Regions from separate parts of the Homo sapiens genome. Here region 1 is linked to region 2. A link is an interaction called in ENCODE POLR2A ChIA-PET data of the cell type or tissue named here. Cell type or tissue: GM12878. All regions are shown on one strand. Each heading gives the region's core, and the rest is flanking DNA. Links, peaks and the distances in the headings are about the cores only.

Region 1 (4,857 bases), core at 780-4,779, 57 kb after region 2:
CCCCACTCTCTCCTCCCTGGCAACCATTTGTCTGTTCTCCATCTCTGTATGATGTCACTGTGAGAATGTTATATAAATGGCACCATACAGTAACCTTTTGAGATTGGCTTTTTTTCATTCATTGAAAGCTTTTAATAAATCACATGTTCTAAGTTTCATCACTACCCCTACCACCTCACCCTAAGCCCTAGGATTCTGATTCAGTCGATCTAAGGTGGGATCCAGAAAATGGCATATTCAAAAGCTGCCCAAGGAATCCTTACCCACTGCAGCTTCTGAGCCACTGGCCTGGACCATCTCCTCCAGCTAACGGATGTCTGTGGTGTTAAAGATGGAATCAAGGCCAGGCGCGGTGGCTCACGCCTGTAATCCCAGCACTTTAGGAGGATGAAGCGGGCAGATCACGAGGTCAGAAGATCGAGACCATCCTGGCCAACATGGTGAAACCCCGTCTCTACTAAAAATACAAAAATTAGCTGGGTGTGGTGGCGTGTGCCTGTAATCCCAGCTACTCAGGAGGCTGAGGCAGGAGAATCGCTTGAACCCAGGAGGCAGAGGTTGCAGTGAACCAAGATCATGCCACTGCACTCTAGCCAGGCGGCAGAGTGAGACTCCATCTCAAAAAAATAAATAAATAAAAAAGAGAGATGAAATCAAATATCTTGCTAAGGCAGGTAAGCTTACCTCTACCACCTCCTTCATCTGCCACAACCTTGGAGCTTCCAAGGAAACCAGATTAGCCTAAAGTGACTACTTCCTCATTAAACTGCACTAGCTTTTATCTTATAGCCTATTATTTCTAAGGTGCCAGATAATTGAGTTGGTAATGAGTTGTTCTTGTTGTTTTCAAAATTATTTCTGGCTCAAAGATCTGCAAGTCTTTACACATCAATTCTTACTTTTTCATTCAGAATCATTTTTTTATACAAAATGCACTGCAACAAATCCAGCCAATTTTATGTCTCCCCTGGACCCAAATAGCACTACCATGACATAGCACATTCCAGCCCTATTTATTTTTTCCACTTTCCGTGGAAGATGAATACAAAATAAGTACAATGCATGTTTTGACTGCAGCTTGGCTGACCAGAGAGAATCCATGAAAAAACAAAAAAATGCCACTAAGTACAGGCAGGCTCCTGGCCACAGACAGAAGCCACAAGGAAAGGACAGTCTGGGAAGTGCTGAGAAGCTGGCCTGTGAGCGTCTCTCCATGACCAACAGGTACTGGAATGCCTCTTAGAACAGCTGCCAGCGCGGGCAGATCACTTGAGGCCAGGAGTTCGAGACCAGCCTGGCCAACATGGTGATACCCGTCTCTACTAAAAACACAAAAATTAGCCGGGCGTGATGGTGGCATGTGCCTGTAGTCCCAGCTACTCGGGAGGCTGAGACACAAGAATCGCTTAAACCCGGGAGGCAGAGGTTGCAGTGAGCCGAGATCGCGCCACTGCACTCCAGTCTGGGTGACAGAAGAAGACTCTGTCCCCCCCCCCAAAAAATAAAATAATAAAATAAAATAAAATAAAGCTGCCAGTGAGGCAGAAGACCAACCTCTCCTCATGCCTTGGAGGAGATGGGAAACCACTCGGAAACACTTTCATGGGATCATGATGAAGGTGAAGAAGAGGAAGGAGGAAATGACAGGGCTGGGTGCAATTCATGCATTCTCCCTTTCATCCAGTCAATGTAACCTCCCCACTAGAACATCTGCTCCACGAGGGCAGAGGCCTGGCATAGCGTATGTTCCCTACTTTACTCAAGAGCTTGACTTACCGTTGGTGCTCAGTAAATATCTATCGAGTAACATATTCACCCAGCACCTAGGGGAGCAGTCACGCCCTTGTCCAGCCCCTCACCAGAAAAGGTCACCTAAGAGAACACTACCTACACTGTTGAGCCAGAGGGAAGGCATGCTAACTGCAGGAGTCACAAACATACGTAACCCGCTGCTCCCTCTGCTTCTAGAAAGCAGGATCCAACCAGAAGACCTGATGGGAGGTCACATAAATGAAACAGAGGGCCCACCTGATGTCCCATCCAGCCCAGCCTCAGAGGTCCGCACCCCCGGTGTGGATTCAACACACCCACATCCCCCTGGGACGCGGAAGCAGAAAGTGCTAGTTGTTCCTCAATACCGGCTGGCCTCTTCTCCCTCAGCAACAGAAGATTTTGAGAGGCACATGAAGTACAAGACAGACTCATTTCCCCAGTGTCCTTGCAGCTCGTTAGGGCACAGTGACAGCGATCGAGCAAATGAGATGCAAGTGGGAATGCCACGCAGTAGCTCTTAAGGAGCATCTGGGGGTTCCTCTTGCCCCTCCTTCTTTTCTTTTCCATCCTGGTGTCTGGAACTCAGATGCAATCGCCAGAGATCCAGCTGCCATGTGAGGCCCCAAGAACAAGGATCACATCCTAGGGAATAAGGAAATTATAAGCAGGGAGGAAGACAGTGTGGCAATTCTTCAAAGATCTAGAAGCAGAAATACCATTTGACCCAGCAAACCCATTACTGGGTATATATCGAAAGGACTATAAATCATTTTTTATAAAGATACATGCACATGTATGTTCAATGCAGCACTATTCACAGTAGCAAAGACATGGAATCAACCCAAATGCCCATCAATCATAGAATGGATAAAGAAAATGTGGTACATATATGCCATGGAATACTATGCAGCCATAAAAAGGAATCAGATCATGTCCTTTGCAGGCACATGGATGGAGCTGGAAGGCACACGGATGGAGCTTCAGGAAATTAATGCAGGAACAGAGAACCGAACACCACATGTTCTCACTTAGAAGTGGGAGCTGAACGATGAAAACACATGGACACAGGGAGGGGAACAACACACACTGGGGCCTGTTGGAGGGCGTGGAGGGAGAGCATCAGGAAGAATAGCTAATGAATGCTGACCTTAATACCTAGGTGATGGGTTGATCTGTCCAGCAAACCACCACGGCACACGTTTACCTATGTAACAAGCCTGCACATCCTGCACATGTACCCCGGAACTTATAAATTAAAGAAAAAAAAAAGCAGAAAGGAGCTTGGGTCTCTGAAGATCTTGTGGACAAAGCCACCAGGCCAGCCTGTACTGCCCACCTCTGACATTTTATGTGAGAGAAAAATAAGCTTTTCTCTTGATTAAGCCTCTGTTATTTGGGCGGTTTCTATTATTTACAGCAAAGCCTAATCCTAGCTAAAACTGATGTATAAAACAGAGATATAGCCCACCTATCACAACTTGCCCACAAAATGACTTCTTAAAGATTCATCGTCATTAATATAGCTAACTCCTTCTTGAGTCTACTTCTATATTTGTCCTTTATCATTTCTTGAGGACAAAGAGTTTCTTATTTCCTAGCAACACGGCAGCACTTAAAAGAGCATAGAGGACTCGCATTTTAAAAACCTGCTTCCTGCTTATTTTACTTCTGAGAAGTTCATGGTAAGTTTACTTAGCCAGGTGACCCATCCAAGCAAGGTTTATTTAGTTCTAAGTTCACATGCCATCCTAATCAACCTGGAATAAATATGGAGCATGAGGACAGGCCAACAAGAAGTGTCTGTCCCATCAGACTACAATGAAATGAACATATAAGCACCGAGTTCTGCCCTTTGAAGATGAAGGCACACCAATTTCATTGTAATCACATGGCCAAAGCACCAACAGGAATTTTCAAAAGAGACCACCTTTTTTTAATTCTCTTTTACTTTACAGCTGAGACAATTGCTGTGTCTTCTCAGATGAAAAGTGCCTTGGTTTGGGCAGTCTACAAAAATGATTTGGGGACTTTTATTTGCTAATGGGAAGACTACCAAGAGTTAGTTTTCCTTCTAGGGGACTGCTGGGAAGTTTTCTTGTGTCCAGTAAATCTTGGCTTAACAGGAAAGCAAAATTTAAGAAGAGTATAAAACAGCTGCGACTTTCATCCCCAATGAATCCTAGGAGGCAGAGGGTTCCCTACCCAGAGACCACCTCTGCGCTGCTGCCTATACACAGCGGCCATGTAGGAAAGGGGACGGCAGGGTCCCACTCACTCCCTTCCCAGGGGCGGGGCTACAGGGTGGCCTGGTGTGGAAACCCACCAGGGACGCCAGCAGCTCTGCAACCCAGCAGCCCAAGTCCGTATCTCAGTTCTGCTGCTTACTAGGTGGGCGGCTGTGGACTGGTCACCCACCCTCTTTGAGCCACGAAACCACCTACATTATAGGGTCATTTGTTGTAAGGACTAGTGAGACGTATAAAATTCCTAGCCCATAATGTGTGTCCATTACATTTATAGAAATTCTTTTATACATCCAGGGCACTTCTAATCCAAGGTTGAGAACGGCAATGCTAAAATAAAAGCCGGTGCATGTCTTAATGCCTCGTAGCTGGAGCCTGACAAGCAAGACTCTATCCCCCTTCTCACTGCCTCTCTGACCCGCAGACAAAGAGAGGCTCTTCTGCATGTCAGGCAATTAGCTCAGTGAGGACTCAGCATTGCTGAAGAAATGGAGAAGAGAGGACTGGAGAAAAAGGAAGCAAGGCTGCATGTTCAGCTGCGCGGTTTGTTCACTGAACAAGGGCTTTACAAGTAACGGCACCATTTACACTGTAGACCTCATGGAATTAGATCCTTAGTTTGAAATTTTTCCAGCAGAGGGAAATGTCTTATTTTAATAAAAATATGTATATAATGATAATTTTCTGACAGCAGAAATAAACCATTTTGAAGAAGGAGTGACTTTCTTACATTTACCTGAAGGTGCCCCATAAGTTAGCAATGGAGCAGTCAGAACCCTGCTGGGGAACCCCTGGCTTAACCAGATATTTCTTCTGAAGCTGGGAATACTCCACTAGCTCA
Region 2 (5,485 bases), core at 909-4,908:
TTGATGATTTCCTAGACGAATTAGGTCAGAGGGGCTGATGGAAGCCAAACTTTGCCTGAGGCTCCCTCCAGTGAAGCTTGCTGCCTGCCCTGTCTTCCCCTCTCCAGCCCTCCACTCAGGTTCTTTCCCTGGTGCTGCCCTTTGCTCTAACTCAGGAGTTGTTAGGTTATAGTTTTCTTCTTATAGTAGTGATTTTTCCAAACTTTTTGGAATGTTGACAACCTATCCTTGTTTTTCTGATGTGATGCTTTTTCTCTTATGCCTAAAGTGCTACATAACACACACAATTATTTAATAGGATTTAAAGTCTTCCAGGAAGTATTCATAGGAACCCCAAAGTGGAACCAACTCAAATATCCATCGACCGATATATGTATAAATATGATGCGGTCTACTCATACAACAGAATATTATACCGCCATAATGAGGGATGAATCACACCTGTAATCCCAGCACTTTGGGAGGCCGGGATGGGCGGATTACCTGAGGTCAGGATTTCCAGATCAGCCTGGCCAAAATGGTGAAACACCATCTCTACTAAAAACACAAAAATTAGCCAGACGTGTTGGCAGGCGCCTGTAATTCCAGCTACTTGCGAGTCTGAGGCAGGAGAATCGCTTGAACCCGGGAGATGGAGGTTGCAGTGAGCCAAGATCATGTCACTGTACTCCAGCCTAGGCAATAGAGTGAGGCTCCATCTCAAAATAAATAAATAAATAAATAAATAAATAAATAAATAAATAAATAAATAAAATGAGGAATGAAGAACTCATAGATACTACAACATGGATAAACCCTGAACACACTATGCTGAGTGAGAGAAGCCAGGCACAAAAGGCCACATAATACATGACTCCATTTATCTGAAACGTCCAGAATAGACAAATCTATAGAGACAGAAAATAGATTAGTGGTTGCCTAGGCCAGGCAGGGGTGGTGGGGTAGGACAGGGGGAGCAACTGTTGGTGGGTATGGGTTTCTTTTTAGGGCAATGAAAAGGTTCTAAAACTAGAGAAGAGTGATAGTTGTACAACTCTGAGTATACTAAAAGCCACTGAATTGTGTACCTTAAAAGGGCAAATCTCACGGCATGTGAGTTACATCTCAATAAAGGTGCTGTAAAAAAATCTTGCAATGCGAGAATTTTATGACCTCCTTCAAAATAAATTTAAAAACTCGGATGGTGTTTCCAAATTAGAGATGGGAACATGCCTTATGGGGTTTGCAAACTCAAACAGGAGAAGTAGGCTGGGTGGAAAGGCATAGACAAGGGTAGGAGCCTTCAGTCACCTGGAGAATGAGCCTCGCCATGTGAGGGCAGCTACTGCGCAGTTCCCACCAGACCTCTCAGGCCCAGTATTGCCAGGTTTTACTTTTTTTTTTAACATTTTTTTCAAGAAAAAAATAATAATTTTTTTTGTTTTTTGTTTTTTGAGAAAGAGTCTCACTCTGTCGCCCAGACTGTAGTGCAGTGGTGTGATCTCGGCTCACGAGCTTTCATCTCCTGGGTTCAACTGATTCTCCTGCCTCAGCCTCCCACGTAGCTGGAATTACAGGTGCCTGCCACCACACCCAGCTAATTTTTGTATTTTTAGTAGAGACGGCGTTTCACCATGCTGGCCAGGCTAGTGTCGAACTCCTGGCCTCAGGTGATCCGCCCACCTTGGTCACCCAAAGTGCTGGGATCACAGGCGTGAGCCACCATGCCTGGCCAAAAAAACAAAAGAATTTAATTTTAGTTGAAATTGTCTTATTTTGGTTTTTACAACTAATTCAATTTTTTAAATAACACATATTTGATTTCTGCATTTACTGCTGAGTCAACAAATATTCCTGAGTGCCTCCTGTGTGCCAAGCACAGTCCTAAACCCTGGGAATCCACAATGGCCAGGGACGCAGGTATGGGCTGTGATCCTGTCAATGGGAGGGTGCTACTGTGGAGCAGATGGCCCTGTACAGCACGCACCGAGCTGTCCTTGCTGCATGGCACTTGGGGCCCTGCATTGCCATGGGAACCAGCATTGCTGGCAGCTGCACTTACCCAGGGAGAGGTAAGCCAGCATCACAGCAAGCCACAGGGGCCCTCTCCAGTCCTCCCTAGAGAAGCATGAGTGCGCTCAGAGAGGCAGCTGAGGATCAGGCCAAGGTAGAAGAAATTCTCAGGCTGTGGGGCCCGCCTGCGAGATGCCTATCTTCCCATATCTCTCTCTCTCTTTTTTTTTTCTTTGAGACAGAATCTCACTCTGTCGCCCAGGCTGGAGTGCAGCGGCACCATCTCGACTCACTGCAAGCTCCGCCTCCCGGGTTCAAGTGATTTTCGTGTCTCCGCCTCCCGAGTAGCTGGGATTACAGGCACCCGCCACCATGCCCGGCTAATTTTTGTATTTTTAGTAGGGACGGGGTTTCGCCGTGTGGGCCAGGCTGATCCTGAACTCCTGGACTCAGGTGATCCACCTGCCTCAGCCTCCCAAAGTGCTGAGATTACAGGCATAAGCTATCGCGCCCAGCCCCCACCTCTCTCTACCAAGTTCAGACCTCTGGAGAGTGACCAAGGCACAGAGGCCAACCTGCCCTCAGGGGTAGAATCTCCTGGTACGTGACATTTTAACGAGAGCCTCATGGCACTACACAGAAGACTGACCTTGAAGATTTCTTTTTTTTTTTTAGCATCTCTTGCTAAATAGAACGGCATTAACTATCCAGATGCCATGGTTCAATCCAGACTCCCTAGGAAAGAAGACTCTAAGTCATCCATTTTATTTCATTTCCCGTTTTGTGTGGTTCCTGGGGAGAATGCATTGTTATGGGGGTGGCCATTGTTTTAATGGGCTTGGGCATTTTTACCACACTCAGTAGGGACTTTCTGTCCCCCAAGGGATCTGATCTCAAGGAGACAATTCTCAGAAAAGCTCTCATAAATAACAGTGAGTCAGAACCACAAAATTAAGATGTTTTTAGTTTCAGAGTAGGCACCTAAATGTACTCTACTTGGTTTATGACAAGTTAAGTATAATCTGAAACTAACACAATCTAAAATGTAATGGCACAACAGGAGAACTGAACATGTTTGTGTTTTTCTAAAAAGAAAATTAAATCTTTTTTTTTCATTGGTTCAACCCAATAAACAACCATTAAAATGTAAAAAAAAAAAAAAAAAAAAAAAGGAGAAAGAGAAAAAAACACGCTGCTTTTTAGAATGTCACAGGGTAGGTTAGATGGCTGCAAATTCTTTGCTGCTCCCAGAACTTGCATGTGACAGAAGCACAAGCCTGGGTCTTTCAAGGCTGGCTCAGCTTTGGTCTTGGTTTCTTGGAACACTGGCCCTAGAGGCTGGTTACCCAAGACCACCCTGCTGCGACGAAGCCACAGCTGGCCCGCCCTGAGCTGCTCTGGTCACAGCTACGTACGAGAGAGATTTGTGAGGGAGGCAGCCAAGGGCGGACGGCCCTGGCAGCCAGGATCAGGCAGAAGCTGCATGAAATGGCCTAACCAGACAACGCCCAGCTGAACCAAGTCAACCCACAGAACCAGGAGATAGTAGAACAAAATTTGCTTCGGGTCACTAAGTTTTGGGGTGGCTTAAAGACAATAATAGATCATTAGAATAGGCAGGAAAAGAGAAAGTGATTAATTTTCATAGATTCATTTACAAGAGGGAAAAGCAGTTAATCTGGACCAATGATAGCTTCCCATACATTCACCCTAAAATCTACTTCATAATATACAGGTGTAATTTGAAGAGCACAAGTAACCATTAAATAAGTCAATAATATTTACTGAATACCTACTATGTACACAGCTAAGAAATAGAATATCTAATCAGGAATTATCTAATTTAATAAGTCCTGGTCTGAATGAATGAGGAAACTATGAACTATAACTCTTTTTAGTCAGAGGAGAAAAGGCAAATAAATGAATTATTTCAAAGTCCTAAGATGAAAGATACTATTCAGCATATATATTTAAGAACAAGGTTATCAAAGTATGTGTATTAAAATATACATGCAAACGGAATATTTCAGGTTGTAGTCTTCTCAAGAGCAGGAAGCAATTCCATCCAACCTCTAGAAACTTCAGAACTCTAAGGTTAAAGAAGGATTTTCAACATATACATGTAGTTGTCACGATTAAATACTTAAACATGGACTGAACTTCTATTACAGCTTATGTTTTTACCTTTGCTTACTACAACTTTTAAAAGTTTCATCATTAGTGTTAATTTATTTTATTTTATTTTATTTTTTGAGACAGAATCTTGCTCTGTCACCCAGGCTGGAGTGCCGTGATGCAATCTCAGCTCACTGCAACCTCCACCTCCTGGACTCAAGTGATTCTCATGCCTCAGCCTCCTGAGTAGCTGGGACTGCAGGCATGAGCCACAATGCCTGGCTAATTTTTGTATTTTTTGTAGAGATGGGGTTTCACCACATTGGCCAGGCTGGTCTCGAACTCCTGACCTCAGGTCATCCGCCTGCCTCAGCCACCCAAAGTGCTGGGATTACAGATGTGAACCACTGTGCCGGCTGGTGTTAATTTTCAGATCTGACTAATGAAAGGTAAAGCGGGGAGACATTGGGACGAAGTGCCAGCACCATCTGCTTAGCTTGAGAATTATTTTATATCTAAGAGTATATTATCCACAATAGCCATCTTAACCTGGCAAGACCTTCTTCAGGTGGGAATACTGGATGGAGCTGCTGTCTTACATTCCTTTCTGATGATTCTTCCTGTAGGCTCAGTCACTGTCAACCCCTCTGGTGAAGAGTTGGGGGTGATAGAGAGCACAGCACTGCTATGGATATACAAATGTATAGGGGCAGGGCTACACATTTTGGGGTGCTTTTAAGACCTCTGGAGGTCTTAAAATAATAATAATAGCTCATTAGAATAGGCAGGAAAAGAGAATGTGATTATTTTGCATAAATCTTCATTTATAGCAAGAGGGGAAAAAATAATGAATCTGGACTATTCAATTGTTTCTATTGAAAAACCAATTTCAATTGTTCTATGCCATGTTCCAAACACCGAAGAGACAACAGAAACAACAGGCTGTGACATTTCTATTTTCTTATGTTCTCAGGTCTTCATTTTCCAAACTAAGCATTTCCCATGGAAGGATCTCATTTCCAGCTGCCTCACGTGCATGTCTGAATAGCCAACAACTCGTGTAATAAACTTTCTATATAACATGCACCTACCTACTTGAACTCAGCCGACATAAGAATCTTTCTGGAAAAGAGACTGACTCCTAGCTACAATTATCTTTATGCACTTTTAGGAAATTTTATTGGTAATGAAACAGCAGTATTTTATTCTTGGTAATTCTGTGAGGGTCACAGTTAAACAATTAAACAGCATTAACCACCACTGTACTGTTCGACACAACATCCAGCCCCCTTAATGGGTAACTTCAGCTGAGTCTGCAGAGACAGCCATGAAAAAAGGCAGTGAAGGGCAGGAAGAGGCCCCCGCCAGGCCCTCCAGG

Evidence for each region. Peaks named below come from ENCODE experiments on the same cell type or tissue, not always from the same donor. Only the 100,000 strongest peaks of a DNase experiment are listed, where the experiment ranks them.
Region 1: POLR2A ChIA-PET joins it to region 2 with 8 read pairs; 3 of 35 experiments call an interaction of 5 or more read pairs at or near these places.

What each region holds. Positions count from the first base shown.
Region 1 is chr6:157,406,479-157,411,335 of GRCh38, reverse strand. All of the region lies in intron 1 of ZDHHC14 (zDHHC palmitoyltransferase 14), which reads right to left. Among named protein-coding and RNA genes, the nearest start is that of ZDHHC14, 28 kb to the right of the region's middle. In GM12878, for the core only: no CTCF peak of the experiment used is centred there; no DNase peak of the experiment used is centred there.
Region 2 is chr6:157,462,784-157,468,268 of GRCh38, reverse strand. All of the region lies in intron 1 of ZDHHC14 (zDHHC palmitoyltransferase 14), which reads right to left. Among named protein-coding and RNA genes, the nearest start is that of MIR3692, 64 kb to the left of the region's middle. RefSeq lists enhancers at 1,300-2,087, 2,922-3,422, 3,423-3,923. In GM12878, for the core only: no CTCF peak of the experiment used is centred there; DNase peaks (open chromatin) are centred at 2,858 and 3,355; H3K4me3 peaks cover 301 bases; H3K27ac peaks cover 432 bases.